Regions from separate parts of the Homo sapiens genome. Here region 1 is linked to region 2. A link is an interaction called in ENCODE POLR2A ChIA-PET data of the cell type or tissue named here. Cell type or tissue: A673. All regions are shown on one strand. Links, peaks and the distances in the headings refer to the core of each region. The heading gives the core; the rest is flanking DNA. Region 1 overlaps UBR4 (ubiquitin protein ligase E3 component n-recognin 4). Region 2 holds the start of LOC100506730 (a long non-coding RNA gene).

Region 1 (2,895 bases), core at 1-2,500, 200 kb after region 2:
AATCCAGGTGCTTCTTCCTAGTAGCTGATTAACTTGGGGCAGGTGGCCTTCAGTTTCTCCACTCTGTAAGTTGGGGTTAATGATTCCCACCTTTCTACCTCACCTAGTGCTAAGGTTAATAACCTGTAAAGGGCTCTGCCCAGTGCCTGGCAGGAAGTAAGCATATTGTTAATGGCTGTTGGTTGTAGTGGTGGTGGGTATTTATTATCGTTATTGCCTCTGGCAGAGACTTCTCGGTGAGTCTGAGTTACCTGAGCCCCCTAAATATTGGCGTTTTACCCCCTGTGCAGGTTTATGTCCCCGTGTCAGTTACTTTCTGGCAGACCGTTGAGGGTCTGACATTTTTACATAGTGAAAAGCCTTTTCTGGTGCTGAGCCTGCAGGAGAAGGTCCCCGGTGGGTGTGTCTAAGCTGGAGCCTGTGTGTGGGTTAGGGACGTTAGCAGCCCCTGAAATTGTGCACAAAATTCTGTGTGTTTTTCATACGTGCGGATTTTTTAAGAGTGGGAGAGTTGATAGGTCCATGACATATAAAAATTGTGAATTATCAACCATTGCCGTAAGGTGCCCTTTGCTCTTGGATTTTACTTGTCTTACAATTATTTGGAACAACAGCTTCACCTGCTTTTCTGTTCAGCTTCTAGTGAACAATAAAATCATTAGTTTGGACCTTCCTGTGGCTGAAGTTTACAAGAAAGTCTGGTGTACCACGAATGAGGTATGTGCCTGCTTTCTCGTTTGGAGGTGTGGTTTCACTTTTCTGACTTATGCAGACTTGTACCAGCAGGAGCCATTGTTCATCATCACTTACCTGGCTTGTAGCAGCTCTCTAAGGCTTTACTGTCCCTGTTTGGGGTTGTGTGGAGAAAACCAATCTTGTTTTCCTTTGGAGGCATCTGACTAATGGAGGGACATTTAATGACCTTCATGAAGCTTCAGGAAAGCAAAAGCATTTTGCTGGGCTGTGCAAGTTGTCAAACCCCAAGAACTGAAAGCCAGGGGGTGTCGAAGGAGGCTCTGTGCTGGGAATGCTTGCTGTCTTGTTCCCTTCAGTATGGACACCTCTCAGCTGAGATTAGTTCTCAGCTTTTATGGGCCTGCTCGCTTAGTAGAACATTTTTCCAGTAGCTGTGTCAAGGAGCATCATTTCTGTTTTACTAGTTGGGGAATGGAGGCTCAAACAGGCAGTTATTCTTGAGGAGGGGAAAAGGGAAATGAAGGAAGTCCAGCGCTCTGGGCCTTTTGGCCACCACGAGTGATGCTGTTTGTCCACTTATGGAAGTATTAGATGGTCCCCTTCACCTTTCCCTCCTTTCTTACTCTCTGTTCCTTCCATTCCTCTCTTCCTGTTTCTTTTTCTTCCCCTCCATTTCTCTCTCCCCCTGCCATTTCTTCCCTTCTCTTGTTTCTATTGGGAGGAGAGGTCTTTAGCACATGAATCAGATAAGTAACTTAATTACAGCAAACTAGTGTAGCAGGGATGCACAGCAAACTTTTCTAGACTTGGTCCCAAATACTTCTGTAGAGTTTGAGAAACTAAATTGGCAGTATACTATTTGTAGATTTTGATCTTCAATTTGTTACATATTTCCGCCTCTCTCCTTTCTTTTCTCCCACTGGGCTGGGAATCCTGCTTACTGTTGACTGTTGGTCTACTGCCAGTGGGGTCGTTGTTGCACTGTTGGCTGAGGGACAGGCAGAGAACTGTCCCAGCCAGTACCTCTTGTTACAGACATTGTAGCATCAAAACAGAACAATACAGATTTAATCCCTGATGCATATAAAAAATTAAGACCAAGCTTCTGTGGGCACTCTGGTAAATGGTGGTAGTGAACCCACAGAATGCACCAGGGTATCTCCCTTGAATGGTGAAGCAAGATAGAAGTTGAGAATCATTTGCCCCTCACATTGATGTGCTTAATCCAGTTAGAAGGTTTTCTGGCAAAGTTCTGAGTTTGTGATAGCCTATGTTCTGGGACTTCAGCTTCCCTTCTCTACCTTGCCCTCCATTTCCCTGATAAGCAGCCTACCTCTGTAGCTACTGACTAGAACTAGAACCTGCTCTGTGTTCAGTGTCTGTGGTGGTTCTCTCTGAGGAATTCTCACTGGGCTTCTATAGCCGGAAACACTTCTGCAACTGGCCTTTCTGGCAGGTTGTCTTCCTCCAGGGTGTCCTGTCCTGAAGCTCAGCATAGACTTGGAGGCAGGCTGCTTGAATTAGCGTGCTACCAAATCCCCCACTGGATTTCATCAGTGGTTACTTTGAGCTCCAATTTCTAGTCTGCAAAATGAGAATAATATTAATATATGTGCTCAGTGCCAGACATACAGGGAACTTTCCTTATTCTCCAATTTAGTGAAGTTGCTGTAATTTTGTCATTTATAAAAGACTTGATTCTTATCATTCTAGTCAGATTGTGGGTTTAGCTTAAAGAATTGTGGATGAACCCCCTCCTTGTATGGTTATATAAAGACGTCTGAATCTCTGTAGGTAAAGATTGATGTACTCTCTTTTCCTGTTTTGATTCCCGAGGCTTGAGTCAAAGCTCTTTGATTTAAATGGCCTTGTTTGTCCTGGGTAGTAGTCCCTATTGATTGGAGACAGTTTCTACTCCTGAGGAAGGTCCAGGCTTGGAATTAGACCTCCGCTTATAGCTTGGTAACCTTGAACAAGCTGTGTAACCTTATGTAAAAGGATCATAGAAAGTACTTAATTAGCATAGGACCTGGCACAGAGTAAAACATTCAATAAATATTTGTTAGATTATTACATAGTGTTCTAATGAAATTGAAGGAGATAGTGTCTTTAAAATGTTTCATACAATGTCTAGCTTCTAGTAGACACAAAATAAAATTAGCATTCTTTCCCCTAAGTGAATTGCTGTGCATTTGGATT
Region 2 (2,911 bases), core at 255-2,754:
TGTGGCCAGGTGCGGTGGCACACGCCTATAATCCCAACACTTTGGGAGGCTGAGGCGGGCAGATCACCTGAGGTCAGAAGTTCAAGACCAGCCTGGCCAACACGTTGAAATGGTGTCTCTACTAAAAATACAAAAATTAGCTGGGTGTAGTGGCAGGCGTCTGTAATCCCAGCTACTCAGGAGGCTGAGGCAGGAGAATCTGTTGAACTTGGGAGGTGGAGGTTGCAGTGAGCCGAGATCACACCACTGCACTCCAGCCTGGGAAATAGGAGTGAACCTCCATCTCAAAAAAAAAAAAAAAAAAAAAAAAAAAAAAATCCATTTGCAAAATAGATTAGGGTGGGGCGGGGAGCTTCTTCCTGTACTATGTAAACATCGCACCTGTTTCAACCAATCTTTGAGCCCTATGTAAATCAGACACTGCCTCCTCATGCCTGTCCTTGTGCATGCTGCTGCAGGCTGGAAGACCCACTCAGGTGCCCCTCTCTCTGCAGGAGAGAGAGCTATTCTCTTTTTCTTTTGCCTATTAAACCTCTGCTCTTAACCTCACTTCACATGTGTTCGTGTCCTTGACTTCCTTGGCATGACGCAGTGAACCTTGGGTATTACCCCAGATGAACGACACTGCTTCATTCCTTGGCATGAGGCAATGATCCTTGGGTCTTACCCCAGATGAACGACACTGCTTCATTTTGGGGCCCCAGGTGGGATCAAGGTATCATCATCAGAACAGTGAGGACAGGAGTGGACCTCAACCATGTCCTTTCATTTCAAGGTTCTTGGCCTCCATTTTAAAATCAAATCAAATACTGGGCCCCCTTCAGCTATTTAAAAATGATTAGTGTGGCTGGCAGCCTTACAAGACTTGGGGGACAGGCTTGCTGGGGAGAACATTCTGAAGCAGTGGGAATTTTTACAGTTCAAGGAAGTAATCCTGTTAGGCAAGATCAGGAAATACCGTAGTAACTGAGGTAGAGCTCAAGGCAATGCCATTTTTGTGATTTTCTAGGAACAGTGGGTCTTCCCCTCCTCTCCCCATAGTGAGGTCTCTCTCTGCCCTTGGTCTGGAGAGCACATGGCATTTAAAGGTCAACGGCCCTACCCAGTGGCATAGGAATCCTCTCCATGAGGCACATTGTCAGCCCTTTGCCAAAACACTCTGGCTTCCCAATTCTCCTCCCTTTTTGCACCCCTCTGCTGGACACCAGGCTTTATGCTACTTCCATAAATGGGAAAACTCTGTCTTCAACAATAAGGAGGAAAATGTCCTCCAAAACCAAATTTTAGTCTCAATACTGTCCCATCAGCAGGAAAATAGCCATTTGGTTCCTATGTTTTTTTTAAGGCACCTATTCTGCTTGTAATTAAAATAGTACTTAAATAGTAAGGGTAATTTAAGTCCGGAAGTTAACTGGAACCATTCTCTAAGGGTACTTTAGCACGAGTCATAATAGCAGGATATAGAGCTCAAACCAGCACACTTCCTCCATTATGGAGGGAAATACAACAGTTGCCTAAATGCAACTGTTACATAGTCTCTCCCAAGATCCATTTTTCAGGGAGCCACACAGGTCACACAAGTCTTGGAAGTCAAAAGGAAATCATAAGTGCAGGACTAGAGTCACATGGGTAAGCATGACTAACCCCAATCACTTAGTTCCTCTGGTTCCATGGCTGGGGGTCACACCTGCAACCATGGGAGGCATGTTTAACAAGATGCTGGGACCCAGGAACCAAGGAGGGAAAACAGTAGGGGTGGCGCCCTCACTGTCTTCCCCTTCCCCTCCTCTGGAGTGCGTTCTGAAGCACTGGGACTCCTTTGACTCTGAGATTTGGAAGAAAAAACAGCTCATTTTCTTTTGCACAAGAGCATGGCCTTCTTACTAGACCTTTGCAAGCATTGCACAATGGACTCAGCTCTTTCAGCAGTCATATCAGACAGGCCCAAAGGGAATGATTCCCCAAAACTAGAGAAACAAACTCCCAGGAACCCCTCAAATGAAACTTCCAGATGCCCTGGCCCTTCCTCCCTCCCTTTCACATTGTCAGCTTCTCCAATTCTACCACCCAAACCCCCAGACTTTTCTATGGTATTTTTCCTTCCTTCATTCATGATTTAAAATGGCTCCTATCTCTTCTTCTATAATGTTCCTCCAAACTGGGAGAAGTTAATTTCCTCAAACCTTAAAATGCTTGGCTTAGGGTTGAGCTCGGGGAACAGAACCCAGAAGCCTGACATGCTGTCAAAAGGGTAAAAATTTTTATTTTTATTTTTATTTATTTATTTTTTTTGAGACAGAGTCTCGCTCTGTTGTCCAGGCTGGAATGCAGTGGTGCAATCTCAACTCACTGCAGCCTCTGCCTCCCTGGTTCAAGTGATTCTCCTGCCTCAGCCTCCTGAGTAGCTGGGACTACAGGCACGTGCCACCACACCCAGCTTGCTCCATCAACACTGAATATTAGTGATTGAGTTGTTGCCACTACTGGCACTCAGAAAATTATCCAGCTGTGGTGGTGTGCACCTGTAGTCCCAGCTACTCCAGAGGCTGAAGTAGGAGGATCTCTTGAGCTCAGGAGGAGGTCAAGGCTGCAGTGAGCCAAGACCATGCCACTGCACTACAGCCTGGGTGACAGAGCAAGACCCTGTCCCCCACCCCCCCCCCCAAAAAAAAACAAACAACAACAACAAAGAAATATATTGAAATAACTGGTATCTTCAATACAATGTTGAATAAGAGTGGACATCATTGGTTCCCAATCTTAGGGCAAAACTTTCTGATTTCATCATTAAGTATATTAGCTGTAGGTGTTTTGTGTATGCCCTTTAAAAATTATTTTATTTTTTGTAGAGAAGGGTCTTGCTATGTTGCCCACACTGGTCTTGAACTCCTAGGCTCAAGCAATCCGCCCA

Evidence for each region. Peaks named below come from ENCODE experiments on the same cell type or tissue, not always from the same donor. Only the 100,000 strongest peaks of a DNase experiment are listed, where the experiment ranks them.
Region 1: POLR2A ChIA-PET joins it to region 2 with 15 read pairs; 2 of 35 experiments call an interaction of 5 or more read pairs at or near these places.

Annotation. Positions count from the first base shown.
Region 1 is chr1:19,097,419-19,100,313 of GRCh38, reverse strand. It overlaps UBR4 (ubiquitin protein ligase E3 component n-recognin 4), which reads left to right. Exons shown (of 106, transcript NM_020765.3): 90 at 637-717. Among named protein-coding and RNA genes, the nearest start is that of UBR4, 110 kb to the left of the region's middle. In A673, for the core only: no CTCF peak of the experiment used is centred there; no DNase peak of the experiment used is centred there.
Region 2 is chr1:19,293,624-19,296,534 of GRCh38, reverse strand. The region is part of intron 1 of LOC124903867 (a long non-coding RNA gene); the gene reads right to left. LOC100506730 (a long non-coding RNA gene) reads left to right here and starts at 799. Exons shown (of 1, transcript NR_037847.1): 1 at 799-2,911. In A673, for the core only: no CTCF peak of the experiment used is centred there; no DNase peak of the experiment used is centred there.